2 separate regions of the Mus musculus genome follow, and region 1 is linked to region 2. A link is a loop called in an ENCODE intact Hi-C map of the cell type or tissue named here. Cell type or tissue: left cerebral cortex. All regions are shown on one strand. Links, peaks and the distances in the headings refer to the core of each region. The heading gives the core; the rest is flanking DNA.

The links. Hi-C counts contacts between places; a loop is a spot of excess contacts. Peaks named below come from ENCODE experiments on the same cell type or tissue, not always from the same donor. Only the 100,000 strongest peaks of a DNase experiment are listed, where the experiment ranks them.
Region 1: it touches region 2 in a loop (8-fold over the local background); 9 of 42 quality-filtered maps call a loop at or near these places.

Annotation. Positions count from the first base shown.
Region 1 is chr9:35,586,947-35,599,567 of GRCm38, forward strand. It overlaps the pseudogene Gm10105. Among named protein-coding and RNA genes, the nearest start is that of Pate4, 19 kb to the right of the region's middle. In left cerebral cortex, for the core only: CTCF peaks have their summits at 5,354 (motif pointing left) and 6,146 (motif pointing right); a DNase peak (open chromatin) is centred at 6,153.
Region 2 is chr9:35,701,446-35,714,066 of GRCm38, forward strand. No RefSeq gene overlaps it. Among named protein-coding and RNA genes, the nearest start is that of Pate1, 20 kb to the left of the region's middle. In left cerebral cortex, for the core only: a CTCF peak has its summit at 6,013; a DNase peak (open chromatin) is centred at 6,004.

The DNA of each region.
Region 1 (12,621 bases), core at 1,668-9,667, 110 kb before region 2:
TTGTCTTCACGACACAGCCTTTGATACGCCAAACCTGTCAACATGTTATTGCATACTGCACATTTTCAAATGACAGTCTTTGAAAGCATGAACAGATTTCCTCCACACTAAGCAGAATGCCTTGTAATCTGCCTCCGAAGATTGCAGTCACTTGCCACTTTTTGTTGAATGATATTTCTTCATCTATAATTTTCCTTTGTATGAGTTCTGTTTTTTTTTACACAAGTATATATATGGAGAATACAAATGAAATGATATGATTTTTAAAATAGAAGTTCACTCAGATAAATGTGCGTTACATAATATAGTTTGCAGTGGAATTTACATTTGGTGGTTTGAAATCATGTTATAGGGCTGTAGATGTGGGTCAGTGGTTAAGAGTACTGCTCTTGAGGAAGAGTACATGGGCTTGGTTCCCACCACCCACCCTGGCCATCTCACAGCCATATTTAATGTCAGTTCTAGGAGATCCGACACCCTTTTCTGGACTCAGGCATATTCATTCACAGGTGCATAAACTCATGTGCACACATATACATAAAATTAAAAACAAATCGTTTTGAAAATGAATTATGTTTAGAAAATGAATCTAAGTCAATTAGAAAATTCATGGTTCACAAAAATCCATGTATTGTTGTAGACATGCTTTTTTTTGGTTACTTTATTGGATTTTTATACCTACTACACTTCCAATCTGTACTCCACTCTAATCCTTTTCAACCCTACAACACTAGGTAGGAGAAAAAGATTAGAGGGGAAAGCAAGTTTAGACCTCTTTAAAGAGACTACTTCCTGCTGATTATTGGCATTGAATTCCTTGGGGCAAGTCTAATCTTTGTAGTCAGGATATCTCCAATTTGTTCTTATCTCTTTGATCATGGCCACTTGACAAACCACAGTGACAGGGACCACCAGCAGCAAAGGGAGCAGCAGCAGAGGAAGCAGCAGCCTCCGCAGAGTGTGCCTGGCCCCTTTTGTGGTTCTGGCATTTACACCCTCTCAAAATTTCCCAGAATTTCAAATGTCACACAATCACAGAAACTATCTGAAGCTGGCAGAACCATATCCCTGCTAGAGCACCAGGCAAATCATAATCACTTGCTGTGAAGCAGCCTCTTATTCCATACCTAGGATATAACTGGGATTTTACTTTATTTTTTAACTGTAACCAGCTTTATTAAAGGTACTTTGCATAAACAATCATGGTTTTTCAGGCAGGACATGGCCAGACAATCAACAATATACAAGAACTTCCAAATTCCCTTTTTGTATAGACTACCAGAATCAGAAAGCCACTATAAAACCCAATGAAGTCTTTCTTCATCCAATGCTTTGAAAAGGGGGAAGTAGCTTAGAGTGAGAGTTGACATTTCACATTAAGGATGTTGTTTAACAACTTTTCAAAAGCTGACCCTGACTTTCAGGAAATGAATGTGGCAGAATTATCAATCTGAAGATCTACAATCTTTTTTTTTTTTTTTTTTTTTGAGACAGGGTTTCTCTGTGTAGCTCTGGCTGTCCTGGAACTCTGTAGTCCAGGCTGGCCTCGAACTCAGAAATTCACCTGTCTCCACCTCCCAAGTGCTGGTATTTAAGCTGTGCACCACCATGCCTGGCTGATCTACAATCTTTTATAAAAGGAACCAGTGCTCTTCTGAGAACACTTGATGAAGTCACTGCAAAGTCCACATCACCCAATAGACTGGAAAACCAATTTTGGAGGCCAGGTTCCAACAGGTCTCTGGTTTTTAGGGAATTAAGTCTATGTTGATAGTACAGGGGGGAAGAGGATATAAAACTGAATTTATAGTTTTTCCAGACCACAAGACATTGTTGTGCCTTGGTGGCCACCTAGGTCAAGACCAGAATATCTCTCCTGGGAGCCAACAGGAGCCTTTCAAAATTATCAGGGAAAGAGTTTTTCTGTCCTCAATCCAGCTTGGGAGAGATTTTGTTACTGACACATGATCCTTCCCCCACCCAGTAATGAAGTGTTCTGTGTGCTAACAATATAGCTTAAAAAAAAAAAACAAGTAAAACAAAATTCTGCATTTTTATAAAACTTGATAAAAAGTAGTATTTCAAACTGTACTGTCACCAGAAGTACACAGTTATCAAAAATGCACACGCGTTACTTGGCATCTCCAGCACCTTCAGCTTTCTGTGCCTGGCTTGTTTTGGCATCTCCATTTTTTGCAGGATTATTTGAATCCTTCCCAGTGTCGGCTTTCTCCTTCCTCCCCTTGGGTACCTTCTCTCCCTTCTTTGTAGGGACCTTTTTAGGTTTGGGCCCTGGCTTTGGAGGAGCAGGTTTAGCAGACAACCTTGAAGATCTTCTCTGTGGCTTGTCCTTCACCTTGATTTTGTCTCCTTTAGCATCCCCTTTAGCCTTTCTTTTGGGCATGGTGGCAGCAGAGGACGTCGGCACTGAACACGGGTATACAGTGGCGTGCGGGTTTGGTCCGTGCCGGGGTTGTCCTTGCTGCTTTTTCACACTGCTCCATAACTGGGATTTTAAAGAAACCAAAATTCTCACTAACATTATGTTAACTGAGTAAGAACATCATCATACATTTCCTAAAGGCACAGAACAAAATTTACATGCTTAACATTCAGTGAGCCAAAAATTTGTACTGAATCTACTGATAGTATGGATTTACTGATACTTTGATTAGTGGGATGTATTTGAAGTAACTGAATATATTTCTCAATGAACTGATATTTTATCTTATAACCAAAATCTTTTGGTTTTACAATGTATGTAGTAAATATATATATTTATATATATTTAAAGTAAGTAAAGGACCCTTCTAACTCATCACTTACATATGATGGTTACATACCTGTTAATTTGAAGAAAAATAAGAATCCTATTTTGTGTATGCTCCATTCTATTTCCAGAGGAACTTGACTGATACAGCTTGTCCACAGACAGGCACTATTTCTTGGAATGTGCTACAGAGAACACTCTGTTTGGGAGGCATATGACCAGCTCAGGCAACAAACCCCTTGTGATGGTTTATATATGCTTGTCCCAGGGAGTGACACTTATTAGAAGGTGTGACCCTGTTGGAGTAGGTGTGGCTTTGTTGAAATAGGTGTGTCACTGTGGGCGTGGGCTTTAAGACCCTCCTCCTAGCTGTATGGAAGTCAGTGTTCTCCTAGCAGCCTTCAGATGAAGATGTAGAACTCTCAGCTCTTCCTGAACCATGCCTACCTGGATGCTATTATGTTCCTACCTTGCTGATAATGGACTGAACCTCTAAGAGTTGTCTTGGTCATGGTGTCTGTTCAAAAGCGGTAAAACCCTAAGACATCCCTCTTTGTCCTCTAGCCTTCCTGAAAGAGGATATGGGTTATGCATGAAGCAGAACAGTTTAAAGAGAGACCATTAATACCCTATGAGACATGACAAAGGGATTGTGTCTTTTTTTAAATTGGTATTTATTTCTTTTACATTTCCAATGCTGTCCCAAAAGTCCCCCACACGCTTCCCCACCCACTCCCCCACCCACCCACTCCTACTTCTTGGCCCTGTCATTCCCCTGTACTGAGGCATATAAAGTTTGCACGACCAATGGGCCTCTCTTTCTACCAATGGCCGACTAGGCCATCTTCTGATTCATATGCAGCTAGAGACACTAGCTCTGCGAGTGGGGGGGTGTTCTGGTTAGTCCATATTGTTGTTCCACCTATAGGGTTGCAGATCCTTGGGTACTTTCTCTAGCTCCTCCATTGGCGGGGGGGGGGGCTGTGATCCATCCAATAGCTGACTGTGAGCAACCACTTCTGTGTTTGCTAGACCCCAGCATAGTCTCACAAGAGACAGCTATATCTGGGTCCTTTCAGCAAAATCTTGCTTGTGTATGCAATGGTGTCAGCGGTTGGAAGCTGATTATGGGATGAATCCCCGGATATGGCAGTCTCTAGATGGTCCATCCTTTCGTCTCAGCTCCAAACTTTGTCTCTGAAACTCCTTCCATGGGTGTTTTGTTCCCAATTCTAAGAAGGGGTAAAGTGTCTACACTTTGGTCTTCGTTCTTCTTAAGTTTCATGCGTTTAGCAAATTGTATCTTATATCTTGGGTATTCTAAGTTTCTGGGCTAATATCCACTTATCAGTGAGTACATATTGTGTGAGTTCCTTTGTGATTGGGTTATCTCACTCAGGATGATGCCCTCCAGGTCCATCCATTTGCCTAGGAATTTCATAAATTCATTTTTTAATAGCTGAGTAGTACTCCATTGTGTAAATGTACCACATTTTCTGTATCCCAGTTCTTCACAAACTATTCCACAAAATAGAAACAGAAGGTACTCTACTCAACTCATTCTATGAAGCCACAATTACTCTGATACCTAAACCACAAAAAGACCCAACAAAGATAGAGAACTTCAGACCAATTTCCCTTATGAATATTGATGCAAAAATCCTCAATAAAGTTCTTGCTAACCGAATCCAAGAACACATCAAAACAATCATCCATCCTGACCAAGTAGGTTTCATCCCAGGGATGCAGGGATGGTTCAATATACGGAAATCCATCAACATAATCCAGTATATAAACAAACTCAAAGACAAAAACCACATGATCATCTCGTTAGATGTGGAGAAAGCATTTGACAAAATCCAACACCCATTCATGATAAAAGTCTTGGAAAGATCAGGAATTCAAGGCCCATACCTAAACATGATAAAAGCAATCTACAGCAAACAGTAGCCAACATCAAAGTAAATGGTGAGAAGCTGGAAGCAATCCCACTAAAATCAGGAACTAGACAAGGCTGCCCACTTTCTCCCTATCTATTCAACATTGTACTTGAAGTCCTAGCCAGAGCAATTCGACAACAAAAGGAGATCAAGGAGATACAAATTGGAAAGGAAGAAGTCAAAATATCACTTTTTGCAGATGATATGATAGTATATATAAGTGACCCTAAAAATTCCTCCAGGGATTGTGTCTTCTTAAGGACATAAAAGCAAGTTAGATTTCTTAGTAAATGGAATGTAGTGGTAGACAAAAAGGGGTCACAACACCACACATCCTTGAGTGCCATCGAGGTTCAGATAACTTCTTTAGGCCGCTGATTTCAAACAAAGTGGGGGGGGGGTAGGGAATACAGTATTTAATTTGTGTGAAAAGCCTGTAGTGAGTATTATTTCTAGTGAATATGGGGACCTTGACAAACATGGCAGAATAATAAGGAGATCTTGACGAACATCAGCGTCATAAGAACCATGATGTCCAGTGTCATGAGCCAGTCATCTGCACAGTAAATCCGTGCAAGGGGGCAGAGAATAGAGAAGTTCAAAACTTGTCTCTTTAAAACAACACTAATTCTCTTTTCTCACTGTCTAAAAGGCTCCCCCCTTGTGGCTACAGAGGAAAATATTCTTAGCATAGCCTAACTCAGGAGGTGGTAGGGGAAAAGCCATTTCTCCGATACCCTAACTCACACTGGCTGCCCGAGTGGTTCTGGTTTTCAGAGTAAAACCTGTTTTGGCCGTTTGCACATAACCTTTACCTCTCTCTGTAGATTGTGTACGCTTGTCTCTACTTACAAACATCTTGTCTCTATTTCCCTACTGAGTCTTGGATGTCACAATCAGCCGTCAAAAGGTATCAGAACAGGGCTGAGGGGTGCAGCAAAGTGCTTAGTGTTAGAAAAGGTGCCTAACTTGTGACAGGCCCTTGGTATGACCCCATGGCTGATAGAGAGGAATGGGGAGGGAGGGAGGGAGAGAGGGAGGGAGAGAGGGAGACAGAGAGAGAGAGACAGACAGAGAGAGACAGAGAGACAGAGAGAGATAGATAGAGACAGAGACAGACACGGGGGAGGGCAAGAGAGAGGGAGGAGGAGAGAGAGAGGTTAATTAGATTATTACTTTCATCTCTAGCACAATGTTCAGCAAGGCAGCCTCCAGGTCTAGGAGATGTGTCTTCTTTTTAAGTATTTTAAGGATATTTGTTGTTACATTAAAGGTCCACCCAGTTAACCACCTCTGCAAAAACACTGTCCCCTACCCCCAAATAAACTACCTTTTTGCAAGATACAGTAACAAATTTATCTCAACTCACTCTACCATATCCTCTCCTGTTTTTGAAGTTTCTGCCAGGAAGACTTGTAGTGAGCAGAGTCTCCAGGAGATGGCTCTGTGCGTCTGCACAGTAAGAGGATGAAAAACCAGGGAGACTAACAATGAAGGTTCTGTAAACTTGGTGGCTCAAGACGATTTTATGTTAATGATTTATTATTTTCAAACCCAGCAATGACTGTGTTTCTTCATAGTGTATCATTTCACACTGTCTCCCTTCCTTGTGATTCCATTGTAACCACCCAGGAGATCTCCCCTCCAAGGCAGCTGAGTAGCAATTTTAATCCTATGTGCAGTGGTAACTCTGCCTTTGCTACCCATCAGGAAACATCCACAGGTAGTTGTTTTATGCCTTCGTTCCTTCTCTGTGATTATCTCTCTAGAAATCTAACAGGTTTACAAATCTTAAAAATTCCCCAAATCCAGCTTTATTGATTTAGCTATAATTTGCTACCTCGTTTAAAATTAATTTATCATTCTACTTTCTTTTTTTGTACTTCTCTTTCTCTCTGTATACAAGTATGTGCATGCATATATGTACATACATACATACATACATACATACTTACATACATACATATATGCATAAAAAGTACATGGAGTCAGAGTTTGATTCTGGTTTTCCACCTTAGCTTTTGAGACAGGGTCTCTCACTGAATCTCAGGTTCCCTCATTCAGCTGGAATAGCTGGCCAGAGGGCTCCCAGGATCTCGCTGATTCCACTAGAGCCCTGGGGTTACAGACAATGCACCATGATGCTCAGTGCCAGAGAACACCCCAGTTGGGTATGGGGGTCCCTGGACTGAGGGTCCTTGAAACTAGTTAAGGATTCAGCGGTGACAAACAGAAACAAACACAGAGGCAGTTTGAATCTGAGTGTATTTTGCAGCTCTCAAGTAGGGGACTTTATACATTAAAAAACCAAACATTACATCCCTTAGAAACTATAACCAATGAAACAATCACAAATACCAACAAAAATCATTTGGCACAGTAAAGCACAAAAATTATCCAAGCATTACAACTCTGAAACTATGTTTTCAGTGAATCACAAACAGAACGGGTAATATCATCATAATATAACAACTCTAAAAGGATGTATTCAGTGGGGGCTGTTGTCCAAGGCTAGTGGCATTATTTCCAGGAGCAGGTTAATAAATCTTTAACGGTCAGTGCTCTTAACTGCTGAACTAACTCTCTAGCTCCATGGTCAATTACTATTTAACATCTAATGCCTGATTTTTTTTTTTTTTTTTGTAAATCTTCAATATGTAAACTTAAACTACTTTATTTTTTTCTAATTAAGGCTTTCTTTACCATATACCAAAACCCACCTCTGATGACATACATGTAGTCATATGAAATTTTATTGTTGGGAAAATTTTTATCTATCATAAAAGTTTTGTAAATGATTTAAAAAGTAAAGCGTTGGTTTCCCTGGGGATAAGGTCATTTTAGTGACCCCCATCTCTAGGGATGGTTTCTTACACATTATTCTCACTTAAAATCTTGGCCTAGGCTACCAGGAACATGTAAATAAGAAAAGGAATAAGAGAAAACAACACAGATAGATTGCTGTGAGAACTATGGCTCAATATTTTTTCTCTGGCGAAGAGTTCCACAACCGGTTCCAGGAGGCCTCCCCCTTTTGAGGTCAATCGCCTCAGTCTGTGGAACTTGTCACACAGATCCTACTGGAGGTGGTGTGGCAGCTCAGCTTTTACATGGGTTCTAGGGAATTGAACCAAGTTTCTCATGTTTATGAACAGATACATTACCTACAGAGCCATGTCTCCAGCTCTACCTGTATTCTTTGCTAATTTTCCTTTTCTGCTTTTTCCCCCACATTTAATTTGATGATTATTAAAAAAAGACCCAACAATTTAAGGTTGCCTTTTCAGCCTTCCTTTTCTGCTATATACACATTGTAAACATGCTTTAATTTGGCCTCTCACTCATATGTAACTCAGTTTTTTCTTTAACATGTAACTTCAATTTAAAAAAAAAACATTTGTATAGATGTCTTTTGCCTGTGTGTATATCTGTGCACTACATGTGTGCCTGGTGCCCATGGTAGCCAGTAGAGGGTATCAGGTCCCCTCGAACTGGAATTACATATGGATGTGGGTGCTGGGACTCAAACACTGGTGTTCTGCAAGAGCAACAAGTGCTCTTAACTAATGAGCCATCTCACCAGCTCCAGATATTATTAAATAATCTCTTTTGTGGGGCGTGGTAGAAGCCTCAAATGAATGTGTGCTGTTGACATGAGCTGGCCATGTCAAGAACCTTAGCTTCAGACCTATGGGAAAATGGCAAAGCCTCCCCGTAAGACCCCCTTTCGGGGACCCTTACTCTAGTCTCAGGAGAGAGAGCGCACCCAAAGAAACACGTGAATCCTTCTTGCTGTAAACACATGAGGCAGTTTAATGGCGGAGCTCTGGGTCGAAATGTATCTCATGCAGGAGACAGTGGATTCGACCCCAAGGCTCAAAGTTAGGGGTTTTTATGGGGTAAAGGGCTTACAAACAACCAGCCATTTCTGAGTACTTTATATGACTTACAGGTCTTGAAATTTCACCTTTCTTTCATCCCTACCCCAGTGCTTGAATTAGAATGACCCCCATAAGCTCATAGATTTGGATATTTGGTCACCAGGGAGTGTGCACTATTTGAAAGAATTAGGACATGTGACCTGTTGAAGGAAGTATATTACTGGAGTTGGACTTTGAGGTTTCAAAAAGCCCATTTTAGCCCAGAGTCTCTTTCTTCCTGCTCCCTTTGGATCTGCATGTAGAATTCTCAGGTACTTCTCTAGTATCATATCTGCCTGAATTTGACCATGCTTTTCACTGTGATTACAATGGAATCAACTTCTGAAACTCTAAGCAGGCCCCAATTAATAAGAGTTTCTGTGGTCACAGTGTGTGATGAGAATTCTGGAATTTTGGTTTCTTAAAAAAAACACAGAAATATAAGCATATGTTTTCATTTTAGTCCCAGGTGTGGTGATATGGGCTTGCTTCACAGCAGCTGACTATGATTTGCCTTGTGCTCTATCAGAGGCATGGTTTTTGCAGCTGCAGATAGTTTTTGAGATTATGTGACATTTGGAATTCTGGGAACTTTTCAGAGGTTATATAAATGCTAAAGCCCTGATAGGTGGGATCCTTTGGTGGCTATTGGCCATTCAGGGAGGTTGGTTACAGTTCGTTAGTAGTTGTGCTCAAAGAAAAAAGAAGAAAGAAATTATGTTCAAGAATCTCTATCATTCTTTCTCCCCTCTATCCTTCTTTACCTCCTATCTCATGATGGGGGCAAAATTGGGGGGAATAAGGGTGGAATAAAAGAAGAAACCACAAAGTAACTAAGATCAACTACAATGGTGTCTCTTCATAGCAATATATCACTGACTAAGACACCCAAGGTGGGGCTTGGAAGGACAGCAAAGCCTTCCTCTGGTCCATGTGTGGATGTTGACAGTATATACAGAAAATGTCCACTATATCTTTCTTCCCCAGGATGTTTACAGCCTTAAAATTGCTACCCTTCAGAGACCGTTCCTATAAGCTTAGCTAAACCTGTCTCCTTGTTCAGCTGCATTTTTATTTGTTGTGTCTAGTAAGGGCATTGATGTCCCATTATAGAACAACTCACAACTACATTGTTTCTGTCTCTTTCTGTACACACACACACACACACACACACACACACACACACACACACACTTTAAAGACACTTCTATTCTAATAGGCCTCTAATGACTTTTTCTAAGGCCTTTAGTGTTAGTTATTCCCCTAAACTAAGAAGACAGCAATAATGGGCAAGAAGGAAACTGTCCATATGAATAGAAAATGCCCTATATGGACTTATATATTCATGACTAGGTTACCAGGGCAGGTAATTGGGAGTAACTGTATCTTGACTCTTCCTGTCTCTTGATCTGCTTACTGTTCATAGTGAGATAAATAGATCTCGGTTACCATACTATTCATGGTACCATGATGCCGTGTGTTATATTGTCCCCACATCAATGGATTCAAAGGTCTATGGACCAAATCCTCTGAGACTGTGAGTCCAAATAAATCTTGTCACCCTCAAATTTCTTTTTTTTTAAAGATTTATTTATTTATTATATGTAAGTACACTGTAGCTGTCTTCAGACACTCCAGAAGAGGGCTTCAGATCTTGTTACAGATGGTTGTGAGCCACCATGTGGTTGCTGGGATTTGAACTCCGGACCTTTGGAAGAGCAGTTGGGTGCTTTTACCCACTGAGCCATCTCACCAGCCCCCACCCTTAAATTTCTATCATATGTTTTGTCACAGTAACACAGAACCTGGCAGTAGACAAAGAGATTCACTGCAAGTGGGTGTTTAATCAGATATAGAAGACATCCTCAGAGCCTTAGTGATAAAATGGTATAGTAGTTATTTAAAATAAAATTACCTTAAAAAGCTTGAGCTGTTGTCACAGAATATCAGGGCATATGTAATATAGATAGCACACATTTGTTGCTCTCAGTTCTGGAGGATGGATAGTCCAAGATCAAGGGACAGCAAGGTTGCAAACATTCTTATGGTTCACTTTTTTGCAGGTGGTGTTTTCTTGCTGAGTTCTGCCATAGTAGAAAGGACAAAAGTTCCTTCTGGATTCTTCTATAAGACTACCATCCCTGCTCATATAAACCCTACTCTTAGGATATAGTCCCCCCCCTTAACTATTATTATGTTGCTAACTAGGTTTCAACATATGAATTTTGACATATTTAGACCACAGTGCACATAGACAATAGAACAGAACAGTGTGTCTAGAGATACAACACAAAATCCGTACAAATAGTTTCTCATGCATTATTGTTCAACTTAAGATTTTTTTGACTTTATGACGATGTCAGAGGATGATATTTAATAGATATCAAACTTTGAATATTGAATATGTTTTCTCTGGGTGAATGACACAAAGTTTAATACTGTTTTTTTAGTGCTGAGCAGTAGTAGGAATTTGTAGCCTCCAGCTAGCACCACACTCAGAAGATAAATGAGATGTCTTAGTTTGGATTTTACTGTTGTGAAAAGACACCACGACCACAGAAACTATTATAAAGTTAGTTTATAAATTTGATTGGGACTGACTTAGAGTTTCAGAGGGTCAGTCCATTGTCATTATAATGGGAAGCATATCAGTTTACAGGCAGACTGCAGGTGCTGGAGGAGCTGAGAGTTCTCCATCTTGATCTGAAGGACCTCCAAGCCCTCACCCACAGTGACAAACTTCCTCCAACATGGCCACACATACTCCCACAAGGTCACACCTCCTAATGGTGCCACTTCCTATCGGCCAACCATATTTAAACCACTACATAAGCAATGCTGGTCATTAGGCTAGGCATATTATGTTCATTTTTATCTGCATGATGTTTCCAGCTTGGAGTAGTAGGTCTGTTGGGAGTGTTTCCCACCATAACTTGAAGAGTAGTTTATTTTGTATTTGTGCTTGGCTTCTGGTACAAAAACAAACAAACAAACAAACAAACAAAAAACTTCTGTGATCTCCTAAGTGATAAAAATAACAGGAATACCTTCTGTTATGGTATCTGGCCGTTGGTTCTCAATTCTTGAAACATTTCTACATCTTTCACTATTCATAATGGACTTCAGCCACACCCGAGTTTATCCTGGGGAGATGATTTGGAGGTATGACTAGAATCAGGATTGGTCATGGGGAACAAAGCAATATGTGATTGAGATTTAGAACCTTCAGCTTTCTTCCTCAGTTTTCAATCTCTGGGAAGATAGGAGAGGGACTAGAGGTTGAATTCATCATCATCAGTTGATGACTTGACTAAAATCACTGTTGTATTTATGAATCTTCCATTAAAATCCCTAACAAAATAAGTGCTATTTTGGGTGCTACTGAGCTGGTGAGGAGGTATGCATTTGTGTGCTGGAAAAGGGGCTTCCCTCACACTCTGTAGGAACAGAGGCTGACACGGCATATCAGAGTTGAGTTAACTTGCAGGACTCTCTGCCAGTGTCCAGTAGAGATGCAGAGGATTCATTTGTGTGAAGAAACTCATACCTTTGATATCAGAAATTTTGTGAGAGAGATTAGTACGTAGCAGTGAATTTTTTCTTTCTTTTTATTGGATAGTTTATTTATTTACATTTCAAATGTTATCCTCTTTCCCGGTACCCCTCTCCCTGAAAATCCCCAATCTCATCCCCCTCCACCTGCTTCTATGAAGGTGCTCTCTAACCCACCTACCCACTCCTGCCTCCCCGGCCTTGAATTCCCCTACACTGGGACATCTAGCCTTCATAGGATCAAGGGCCTCTTCTCCCATTGATGCCTGACAAGGCCATCTCCTGCTACATATACATCTGGAGCCATGGGTCCCTCCTTGTGTACTCGTTGGTTGGTGGTTTTGACCCTGGGAGCTCTGGTTGGCTGATATTGTTCTTCCTATGCAAACCCCTTCAGCTTCTTCAGTCCTTTCTCTCACTCCTTCATTGGGAACCTCAT
Region 2 (12,621 bases), core at 1,946-9,945:
ATGTCTATTGCTGTTGCTCTTGTTCAGATCATATTGAGGCACTCAGGTTGGTGAGAATTTATGTGCAGAGCTTCAGGCATTTCTAGGAGACACAGTTTCACAGAAAACTATTGATCATCTGGCCCTTAAGTCTTGTTTTTGCCTCTTCTACAAGGATCACTGAGCCTTAGATACAGGAGTTGTTTGTAGATAGATACATTAATTGGAGCTGAGCACTTTGATTAATTGTTTCTGTTGCAAAGGGAAGTTTTCTTGATGAGGGGTGAAGACTGCATTTATCTGTGGGCATAAGGAGAGATATTTAGAGTGTAGTTAGGGGTTATGCTTCTTTAGTACACCCCCAGCAATGGTCCCCTTTTATTTTCCTGGTTTCTGTGGTTCCTCTAGTATATTATTTTCTCACATCTGAAGATTTGGAGTTAGGAGCCTCAAGTAAGAGAGAACATGTAGTATTAGCCTTTCTGTGTATGGGTTACTGCACTTGGTATGATTTTTCGGAGTTGCATCTATTTACATGCAAACTTCATGTTTTCATTTTTCTTTACTGTTGAATAGTATTCCATAGTGTCTATGTAACACATTTTCATTATGTATTCATTGTTTGAAGAGGTGCTGTAAATAGAGTGGCAATGAATATGGCTGAGCAAGTTTCTTTGGAGTAAGATGTTGAATGTTTTGGACACATGTGAAGGAGTGGAATAGTTGGGTTACATGGTAGATTTGTTAGTTTTCTGAGAATTCTCCACATTGAGTTTCAGAGTGACTGCATCACTATGGAATCCCACCAACAGTGAATGAGATTTGCTCTTCTCCAAATCCAGGACAGCACTTAGTGGTGGTTCTTCTGTTGATATTGTCATTCTGACAGATAAGATAAAATCTCAAAATTGTTTTAATTACTAGGAATAATGACGATTTTCCTAGCCAGTCTTTAGCCAGTAAAATACTTTGTGTTCTTTATATATCATAGGCCTGCCTTTATATGTTACTTGACCTTTTGCCCTTACTGCTTTTAATATCCTATCTTTATTTAGTGCATTTGTTGTTCTGATTATTATGTGTCTGGAGGAATTTCTTTTCTGGCCCAGTCTATTTGGAGTTCTGTAGGCTTCTTTTTTTTTTTTTTTTTCCATTTTTTATTAGGTATTTAACTCATTTACATTTCCAATGCTATACCAAAAGTCCCCCATATCCACCCACCCCCACTCCCCTGCCCACCCACTCCCCCTTTTTGGCCCTGGTGTTCCCCTGTACTGGGGCATATAAAGTTTGCAAGTCCAATGGGCCTCTCTTTCCAGTGATGGCCGACTAGGCCATCTTTTGATATATATGCAGCTAGAGTCAAGAGCTCCGGGGTACTGGTTAGTTCATAATGTTGTTCCACCTATAGGGTTGCAGATCCCTTTAGCTCCTTGGCTACTTTCTCTAGCTCCTCCATTGGGAGCCCTATGATCCATCCATTAGCTGACTGTGAGCATCCACTTCTGTGTTTGCTAGGCCCCGGCATAGTCTCACAAGAGACAGCTACATCTGTGTCCTTTCAATAAAATCTTGCTAGTGTATGCAATGGTGTCAGCGTTTGGATGCTGATTATGGGATGGATCCCTGCATATGGCAGTCTCTACATGGTCCATCCTTTCATCTCAGCTCCAAACTTTGTCTCTGTAACTCCTTCCATGGGTGTTTTGTTCCCAAATCTAAGGAGGGGCATAGTGTCCACACTTCAGTCTTCATTCTTCTTGAGTTTCATGTGTTTAGCAAATTATATCTTATATCTTGGGTATCCTAGGTTTTGGGCTAATATCCACTAATCAGTGAGTACATATTGTGTGAGTTTCTTTGTGAATGTGTTACCTCACTCAGGATGATGCCCTCCAGGTCCATCCATTTGGCTAGGAATTTCATAAATTCATTCTTTTTAATAGCTGAGTAGTACTCCATTGTGTAGATGTACCACATTTTCTGTATCCATTCCTCTGTTGAGGGGCATCTAGGTTCTTTCCAGCTTCTGGCTATTATAAATAAGGCTGCTATGAACATAGTGGAGCATGTGTCCTTCTTACCTGTTGGGGCATCTTCTGGATATATGCCCAGGAGAGGTATTGCTGGATCCTCCGGTAGTACTATGTCCAGTTTTCTGAGGAACCGCCAGACTGATTTCCAGAGTGGTTGTACAAGCCTGCACTCCCACCAACAATGGAGGAGTGTTCCTCTTTCTCCACATCCACGCCAGCATCTGCTGTCACCTGAATTTTTGATCTTAGCCATTCTGACTGGTGTGAGGTGGAATCTCAGGGTTGTTTTGATTTGCATTTCCCTGATGATTAAAGATGTTGAACATTTTTTCAAGTGCTTCTCTGCCATTCGGTATTCCTCAGGTGAGAATTCTTTGTTCAGTTCTGAGCCCCATTTTTTAATGGGGTTATTTGATTTTCTGAAGTCCACCTTCTTGAGTTCTTTATATATGTTGGATATTAGTCCCCTATCTGATTTAGGATAGGTAAAGATCCTTTCCCAATCTGTTGGTGGTCTTTTTGTCTTATTGACGGTGTCTTTTGCCTTACAGAAACTTTGGAGTTTCATTAGGTCCCATTTGTCAATTCTCGATCTTACAGCACAAGCCATTGCTGTTCTGTTCAGGAAATTTTCCCCTGTGCCCATATCTTCAAGGCTTTTCCCCACTTTCTCCTCTATAAGTTTCAGTAGCCAACATCAAAGTAAATGGAGAGAAGCTGGAAGCAATCCCACTAAAATCAGGGACTAAACAAGGCTGCCCACTTTCTCCCTACCTTTTCAACATAGTACTTGAAGTATTAGCCAGAGCAATTCGACAACAAAAGGAGATCAAGGGGATACAAATTGGAAAAGAGGAAGTCAAAATATCACTTTTTGCAGATGATATGATAGTATATATAAGTGACCCTAAATATTCTACCAGAGAACTCCTAAACCTGATAAACAGCTTCTGTGAAGTAGCTGGATATAAAATAAACTCAAACAAGTCAATGGCCTTTCTCTATACAAAGAATAAACAGGCTGAGAAAGAAATTAGGGAAACAACACCCTTCTCAATAGTCACAAATAATATAAAATATCTTGGCGTGACTCTAACTAAGGAAGTGAAAGATCTGTATGATAAAAACTTCAAATCTCTGAAGAAAGAAATTAAGGAAGATCTCAGAAGATGGAAAGATCTCCCATGCTCATGGATTGGCAGGATCAACATTGTAAAAATGGCTATCTTGCCAAAAACAATCTACAGATTCAATGCAATCCCCATCAAAATTCCAACTCAATTCTTCAACGAATTGGAAGGAGCAATTTGCAAATTTGTCTGGAATAACAAAAAACCTAGGATAGCAAAAAGTCTTCTCAAGGATAAAAGAACTTCTGGCGGAATCACCATGCCAGACCTAAAGCTTTACTACAGAGCAATTGTGATAAAAACTGCATGGTACTGGTATAGAGACAGACAAGTAGACCAATGGAATAGAATTGAAGACCCAGAAATGAACCCACACACCTATGGTCACTTGATCTTCGACAAGGGAGCTAAAACCATCCAGTGGAAGAAAGACAGCATTTTCAACAATTGGTGCTGGCACAACTGGTTGTTATCATGTAGAAGAATGCGAATCGATCCATACTTATCTCCTTGTACTAAGGTCAAATCTGTAGGCTTCTTGTATGTTCATGGGCATGTCTTTCTTTAGGTTTGGGAAGTTTTCTTCTATAATTTTGTTGACGATATTTGCTGGCCCTTTAAGTTGAAAATCTTCATTCTCATCTACTCCTATTATCCGTAGGTTTGGTCTTCTCATTGTGTCCTAGATTTCCTGGATCTTTTTGCATTTTGCATTTTCTTTGATTGTTGTGCCCATGTTCTCTACGGAATCTTCTGCACCTGAGATTCTCTCTTTCATCTCTTGTATTCTGCTGCTGATGCTTGCATCTATGGTTCCTGATTTCTTTCCTAGAGTTTCTATTTCCAGAGTTGTATCCCTTTGGGTTTTCTGCATTGTGTCTACTTCTCCTTTTAGGTCTTGTATGGTTTTGTTCAATTCCATCACCTGTTTGGTTGTGTTTTCCTGTATTTCTTTAAGGGATTTTTGTGTTTCCTCTTTAGGGAATTCTACCTGTGTAGCAGCGTTTTTCTCTGATTCTTTAAGGACTCCTACCTGTGTAGCAGTGTTCTCCTGTATTTTTTTAAGTGAGTTATTAATGCCCTTTTTAAGGTGTTCTACCAGCATCATGAGATATGATTTTGAATCCAAATCTTGCTTTTCGGGTTTGTTGGGGTATCCCGGACTGGCTGAGGTGGGAGTGCTAGTTTCTGTTGATGCTGAGCAGTCTTGGTTTCTTTTGGTAAGATTATTATGTTTGCCTTTCACCATCTGGTAATCTCTGGTGTTAGTTGTTATAGTTGTCTCTGTCTAGAGCTTGTTCTTCCTGTGATTCTGTTAGCCTCTCTCAGCAGTCCTGAGAGTCCAGCTCTCTCCTGAGTCTCAGTAGTCAGAGTACTCTCTTCAGGTAAGCTCTCTTTTGCAGGGAAGGCCCGCATAGGTCTGGTGTTCAGACCTGACTTCTGGCTGAAGATTATGACCCAAAACAGGGCCTTTCCCAGAACATGTGCTGCCTTTGCAGTCTGCGAGCTCACCTGCACAGACTGGTCTCAGAGGGACCCGGGAGACAAGATGGATCCCTCACCTGTTCCGCCAGTCAGAGCCCTCCCAGGTGGTCTCCTCTCCTCTGTCGGGGAAGGTGCCTGGATGTCTGGAGCCTGAAATGGGATCTGTTCCAGAAGCTGTGTTGCTTCTGCCTGTCCCAGAAGCTGTGTAGCTTCTGTAGTCCGCTCGTTCACCCTCCATAGTCGGAGAGCTGACCTGCGCAGACTGGTCTCAGAGGGACCTGGGAGACATGATGGCTCCCTCACCTGCTCTGAAGGTCAGAGCCCTCCTGGGAGGCCACCTCTCCTCTGGTAGAGAAAGTGCCCGGATGTCTGCAGCCCAAAACAGGGCCTGTCCCAGAAGCTGTGTCGCTTCTGCAGTCTGCTCGCTCATCCTGTACATAAGCTTTTTATATTTATAAATTCATTTGTCTATTGTTGTTTTAATTCTTGAGCAATTTAAATCCTCTTCAGAAAGTCCTTTCCTATATCTGTATCATATAGGATGCTGTCTATGTTTTCTTCCAGAAGTTTCAGTGTTTCAGCTTTTATATTAAGTCTTTGATACATTTGGGGTTAGGCTTTTTTCAAGGTAGTAGATACAGGTCTGATGTCATTTCTCTGAATGTGGAAATCCAGTTTTCCTAGCACCATTTGTTGAAACTGAATTATTTTTCTAGCTTTTGTCATATTTGTTAAATATTAAGTAGCAGAATTTAGACATGCTCATTTTTGTTGTTCAGGATTGTTTTGGCCATCCGAGGTCTTTTTTGGTTCCATATGAATTTTAGATTTTTTTCCATTTCTGTGAAAAACAAGATGGGGATTTTGATTTGGATTGCATTGAATGTATAGATAACTTCTTGTAAGTGTTCATTTTCATGTTATTTTCTATGAATACATGGGTATGGAATGCATTTTTTTTCTTTTTTTTTCCTTTTCCATTTTTTATTAGGTATTTAGCTCATTTACATTTCCAATGCTATACCAAAAGTCCCCCATACCCACCCACCCCCATTGGCTGTCTCTACATCTCTCTTCAAAAGCTTAACAATTTCATTGTAGAGGTTGGGTTTTTTTCTTAGATATTTCATATTCACTGAGGCAATGGTGCATAGGAGCGAGTCTACAATCTGTTTCTGTATGTTTGATCTTGGTATATAGAAAAAGCTATTGATTTGTGCAAGTTGATTCTGTATCCTGCCACACTGTTGAATTTGTTTATCATTTCTTGAAGTTTTCTGGTAGACTTTTTGGGATTTTTAATGTATACATATCATCTGCAAATAGAGATGGTTTGAATTCTTTCCCTGACTCTCAATCTTTTTCTCTTGCTCTATTGCCCCACCTAGTGTTTTGAGCACAATATTGAAAAGGAAGGGAAATAGTGTTTCTCTCTCTTTTGTTCCTAACTTCAGTGAGATTGCTTTAAGCTTTCCTCCATTTAGGATAATGTAATCTGTGGGTAGCTTTTATTATGCTGAAATATATTTCTGCTAGCCTTACATTCTCTAGGAGTTTTATCATAAAGATGTTGGCATTGGATTTTGTTAAAGGACTTTTCTGTATCTATTGAGATAGTCATGTGATATTTTTCTTAAATACACTTGTGTTCTCTATTACTTTTACTCATTTGTATATGTTGTACCATCCCTGTAATTTCAGAGATAAAACCAACTTGGTCATAGTGGATAATCTTTTTGACATATGTCTATATTTTATATGCAAATATTTCATTAAGGATTTAAAAAATGTATGTTCATCAGCGATATGACCTTTTTTTCAACTTTGAGGTTTTTATTCTTTTTAAAAAATTTAATCATTAATTAATTACCTAATTAATTACATTCCAGATTGTATCCCTCTCTTGGTCTTGCCTCTGACTGTTCCACATCCCATACCTCCCCCCTGCCCCTGTCTACACAAGGATGTCCCTACCTTCCCTCCCTCCACCCCACCAGATCTCTAAACTCCCTGGGGCCTCCAGCTTCTTGAGGGTTAGGTGCATCTTCTCTGACTGAACACAGACCCTGCAGTCCTATGCTGTATATGTGTTGGAGGACTAATATCATCAGGTGTATGCTGCCTGGTTGGTGGTCCAGTGTTTGAGAGGTCTCGGGGATCCAGGTTAATTGAGACTGTTGGTTCTCCTACAGAGGTTACCCCCCCTCCTCAGCTTCTTCCAGCTTTTCCCTAATTTATCCATAGGGGTCAGCAGCTTCTGTCCATTGGTTGGTTGCAAATATCTGTATCTAACTCATTCAGCTGCCTTTCAGAGGGCAGCCATGATAGGTCCCATTCACTCACTTGATGCCCTGTCTTTCTGCTGGAGGTGGGCTCTACAAGTTCTCTCTCCACACTCTAGGGCATTTCATCTAAGGTGCCTCCTTTTGAGTCCTGAGAGTCTCTGGTATATTCTAGAGGGTCACTCCAACCTCCTACCTCCCAAGATTGCCTGTTTCCATTATTTTTGTTGGCCCTCAGGGCTTCAGTCCTCCTCCACCCAATACCAGATCATGTTCCCCTCTTCACTCTTGCTCCCCATTCACTTTAACTCCCAGGTCCCTCCCTTCGTCCCCCCTTGTGATTGTGATTGCTTTCTTCTCCCTCCCAAGTAGGAAGGAGGCATTCTCACTTGGGCCCTTTGTTTGTTGACCTTTTTGAGTTCTGTAGCCTGTATCCTGAACCCCCCTTTTTTTTTTGGCTAATATCAACTTACTAATGAGTACACACCATGAATGTCCTTTTGGGTCTGAGTTACCTCAGCATGATATTTTCTAGTTCCATCCATCTGCCTGCAAACTCAGGATGTCTTTGTTCTCAATAGCTGAGTAGTATTCCATGGTATAAATGAACCACATTTTCTGTATCCATTCTTTTGTTATGGAACATCTGGGTTGTTTCCAGTTTTTGGCTGTCACAAACAAGGACACTATGAATGTTGTGGAACATGTACCCTTATGGCATGGTGGGGCATCTTTTTGGGTATATTTCCAAGAGTAGTATAGCTGGGTCTTCAGGTAGATCTATTTTCAATTTTCTGAGGAATCTTCAAACTGATTCCAAGTGGTTGTAGCAGTTTGCAATCCCACCAGCTATGGAAGAGTTCCTTTTTCTCCACATGCTTTTCAACATGTGCTGTTACCTGAGGTTTTGATCTTAGCCATTCTGATTGGTGTAAAGTGGAATCTCAGGGTTGTTTTGATGTGAATTTTTCTGATCACTAAGGACTGAACATTTCTTTAGGTGCTTCTCAGTTATTTGATATACCTCTTCTGTGAATTCTCAGTTTAGTTCTATACCCCGTTTTTTGATTGGGTGTTTGTTTGTTTGTTTGTTTTTTGGTGGTTAGCTTCTTGAGTTTTAAAATATATTTTGTGAGTTAGTGAAGATTTCTTCTCAATCTGTAGGTTGCTGATTTGTGTTATTATGTCCTTTGGCTTACAGAAGCTTTTATGTTTCCTGGGTTCCCATTCATCAATTCTTGATCTTAAAGTGTGAGTCATTGGGGTTCTGTTTAGAAAATTTCACCTGTGTCAATGAGTTCAAGGCTCTTTCCTGCTTTCTCTTCTATTAGATTCAGTGTATCTGATTTTATGTTGAGGTCCTCGAACCACTTGGACTTGAGCTTTGTGCAAGGTGATAAATATGGGTCTATTTTCATTCTTCTACATACAGGCAGCCAGTAAGACCAGCACCATTTATTGAAGATGCTTTCTTTTTTCCACTGCATATTTTGGTGTCTTTTTCAAAGATCAAGTGACCATAAGTGTGCGGTTTTATTTCTAGGTCTTCAATTGTATTCCATTGATCAACCTATCTGTCTCTGTACCAGTATCATGGAGTTTTGATTACTATTGTTCTGTAGCAGAGCTTGAGGTCAGGAATGGTGATTCCCCAAGCTGTTCTTTTATTGTTAAGAATTGTTTTTTTGCTATTCTTTTCTTTCTTTCTTTTTTTAACCTTTCCAGATGAATTTGAAAATTGTTTTCCCCATGTATTTGAAGAATTGTGTCGGGATTTTGATGGGGATTGCATTGAATCTATAGATTACCTTTGGTAGGATGGCCATTTTTACTATGTTGATTCTGCCAATATATGAGCATAAAAGATCTCTATATTTCCTGATATCTTCTATGATTTCTTGAGACACTTGAAGTTATTGTCATACAGGTATTTCACTTGTTTGGCTAGAGTTACCCAAGATATTTTATATAATTTGTGGCTATTGTGAAGGGAGTTGTTTCCCTAATGTCTTTCTCAGCCTGTTTATCCTTTGTATAAAGGAAGGCTACTGATTTATTGGAGTTAATTTTATATCTGGCCACTTTGCTGAAGTTGTTTATCAGCTGGAGAAGTTCTTTGGTAGAATTTTTGGGTCCCTTATGTATACTATCATATCATCTGCAAATAGTGATACCTTTATTTCTTCTTTACCACTTTGTATCCCTTTGATCTTTTTTTGATGTCTTATTGTTCTAGCTAGCACTTCGATTACTACATTGAATAGATATGGGGAGTGAGGGCATCCTTGTCTTGTCCTTGATTTCAGTGGGATTGCTTCAGGTATATCTACATTCAATTTGATATTGGCTATTGGTTTGCAGGAAAATTCTTTTATTATGTTTAGGTATGGGCCTTGAATTCCTGATCTCTCCAATAATTTTAACATTAAGAGGAGTTGTATTATTTTATACGCTTTTATAATATATTAATAGGTTAAAAGGGTCAAGTTATATAACAGTGTATTTACATACCCTTTGACCTTGCCATTTCATTTTTTTAAAATAATTTTTTAAAATGAACATAAATTGCTAAAGTCTTTTTGTTCGTTTGTTTTGTTTTTAGTAGACCTTAAAATCTTAGCTCTGACTGTGGTACAAACACAAAATAAGAACAGTTTTTGGAGATTGGAGTTCATTGTAATAAGACTGTACTTGAATGTCCCTCACATCACCAAAGGATTCTACCTCCATAGTAGATTAGCTATGAGTTGACAATTCTGGACCAAGGAATCAATTGTAGGCATAATTTTTGGATATAGATTTCGGGCTATGGTCAAAGCTATTTGAATTGAGTGATTGTCATCACTCTCATCCCGCAGGGAACAGGTTACATTCATTTAAGAAATGGTGTGTGGTCTATCCATGAAGCCATTCATCAACTGTTTCAATGAACAATGGTTCTGCTTGGAGGGTGGCACAGACGTTAGATGAGGTTAAGATCATTGGCTATAATGATTTTGAAAAGCATTCATCTCAGAATAAGAGTAACTTATAAAGTCCTCTTCTTCAAAATTGATACAATAATTATAAATATCAAGCAAAACCTTCAGACTCAATCTTTGCTGTTCTCTTACAAGCCACCTCCCAAATTAATTGTCTACATTTCTATTGGCTGTATAAATAATTTTGAAGTATGCAAGCTGTTCTGAAAACCATAGTACAGCAAAAAAACATCAAATAAACAATCATACTATTAGAGATAGAAGAAACATGATTTCCAGACCATTATGTGGCACACAGAAAGACCCTGTCATGTACAAACAAGCAGAAAGTGTACATTGATTGTACAATATTGGACCTATTTCTCCCATTACCAAATTAGAGAGACCATGGGATGACAGCCGACAAATTTCTAAAACCTCATATTTTTGAATTTGAATCTATTAGGATATGTTGGTAATACTAATTTTCATATTAAGAGATCTTAAGGAAAAGTGATTGTTACTTCCTGTTAATTTTCTTGTTAGAGGTAGAATTATATTTGTGTGGGTTTGTCGAAAGACTTATTTCTTGTTTCATCCAGGGTGTATTACCACTCCTTGTATTGGTGTTTTCCGCCTATTATCCTTTTTAGGGCTGGATTTGTGGAAAGAATTGTGTAAATTGGGTTTTGTCATGGAATATCTTGTTTTCTCTGTCTATGGTGATTGAGAATTTTATTGGGTATAGTAGCCTGGGCTGGCATTTGTATTCTCTTAGGGTCTGTATGACATCTGCCCAGAACCTTCTAGATTTCATAATCTCTGGTGAGAAGTCTGGTATAATTCTGATAGGTCTGCCTTTACATGTTACTTGACCTTTTTCCCTTACTGCTTTTAATATTCTTTCTTTGTTTAGTGCATTTGGTGTTTTGATTATTATGTGACAAGTGGAATTTCATTTCTGGTCCAATCTATTTGCAATTCTGTAGGCTTCTTGTATGTTCAGGGGCATCTTTTTTTAGGTTAGGGAAGTTTTATTCTATAATTTTGTTGAAGATATTTTCTGGCCTTTTAAGTTGTGAATCTTCACTTTCTTCTATACCCCTTATCCTTAGGTTTGGTCTTCTCATTGTGTCCTGGATTTCCTGGACGTTTTGGGTTAGGATCTTTTTGCTTTTTGCATTTTCTTTGACTGTTGTGTCAAAGTTTTCTATAGAATCTTCTGCACCTGAGATTCTCTCTTCTATCTCTTGTATTCTGTTGGTGATGCTTGCATCTATGACTCCTGACCTCTTTCCTATGTTTTCTAACTCCAGGGTTGTCTCCCTTTGTGATTTCTTTACTGTTCTAGTTCCATTTTTAGATCCTGGATGGTTTTGTTCCTCTCCTTTGCCTGTTTGATTGTGTTTTCCTGTAACTCTTTAAGGGATGTGTGTGTGTGTGTGTGTGTGTGTGTGTGTGTGTGTCTGTGTGTGTGTGTGTATGTGTGTGTGTGTGTGTGTGTGTGTATGTTTCCTCTTTAAGGGCTTCTAGTTGTTATCTTTGTTTTCCTATATTTATTTAAGGGAGTTATTTATGTCCTTCGTAATGTCCTCTATCATCTTTATGAAAAGTGATCTTATATCTGAATCTTGCTTTTCTGGTGTGTTGGGGTGTCCAGGACTATCTTTGGTGGGAAAATTAGGTTCTGATGATGCCAAGTAACCTTGGTTTCTATTGCTTATGTTCTTATCTCCTGTCATCTGGTTATTTCTAGTGCTACCTTCCCTGGATATGTCTGACTGGAGCATGTTATTCCTTTGATTCTGGTTGTGTCAGAACTCCTCTGAGTCAAGCTGTCTCTGTCTGTGATCCTGTGATTCTGTGATCCTGTGATCCTGACATCCTGGGTTTGTCCAAGCTCCTGGAGTCAAGCTGCCTTTGGGACCTTGAGATCCTGGTGTGACCAAGCTCCTGGGGTACTGGGATCCTCTGATCCTGGGTGTGGTAGAGCACCTGGGAGTGGAGTTGCCTCTGGGTATTGTGGGGCTAGCTGTGGAGTTTGTCCCCAGGGTCTGCTAAGGTCGCCATCCCAGACAGACTGGAAGGAACCCATGCCACTGGTCTGGCAGAGTTCCTGTGTGCCTAGGTTCTGCTAGTCCTAGTTACTCCCTGTGTTGGGGACACATGTAGTGTCCTCGTCACCTCTGATCCTCTGATCCTGGGTGCATTGGAGTGCCTGGGAGTGGAGCTGACTCTGGGTGTTGTGGGTCTTGCTTCAGAGTTGTCCCCAAGGTCTGATTTGGGCACAGGCCCAGACAGACTGGTAGGGTGTTGTATTTTTGTCAAATGCTTTTGCTGCATTTAAGGAGACGATCATTTGATTTTTTCTTTGTATTTTTATAATGGATTACATTAATGCATTTTTGTATATTGAACCAACTTTGTATCCCTAGGATAAGCCTACTTGATTGTGGTGAATGATGGTTTGTATGTGTTCTTCGATTCATTTAGCAAGAATTTTATTGAGTATTTTTGCATTGATATTTACAAGCAAGTTTGGTCTGAAGTTCTCTTTTTTTGGTTGGGTCCTTGTGTTGTTTAGGTATTGAAGTAATTGTGGCTTCATAGAACAAGTTAGGAACTGTTCCTTCTCTTTATATTTTATGGAATAGCTTGCAGAATATTTGTATCAGGTCTTTGAAGGCCTAGTATAATTCTGCACTAAATCCATCTGTTCCTGAGCTTTTTTTGGTTAAGAAATTTTTAA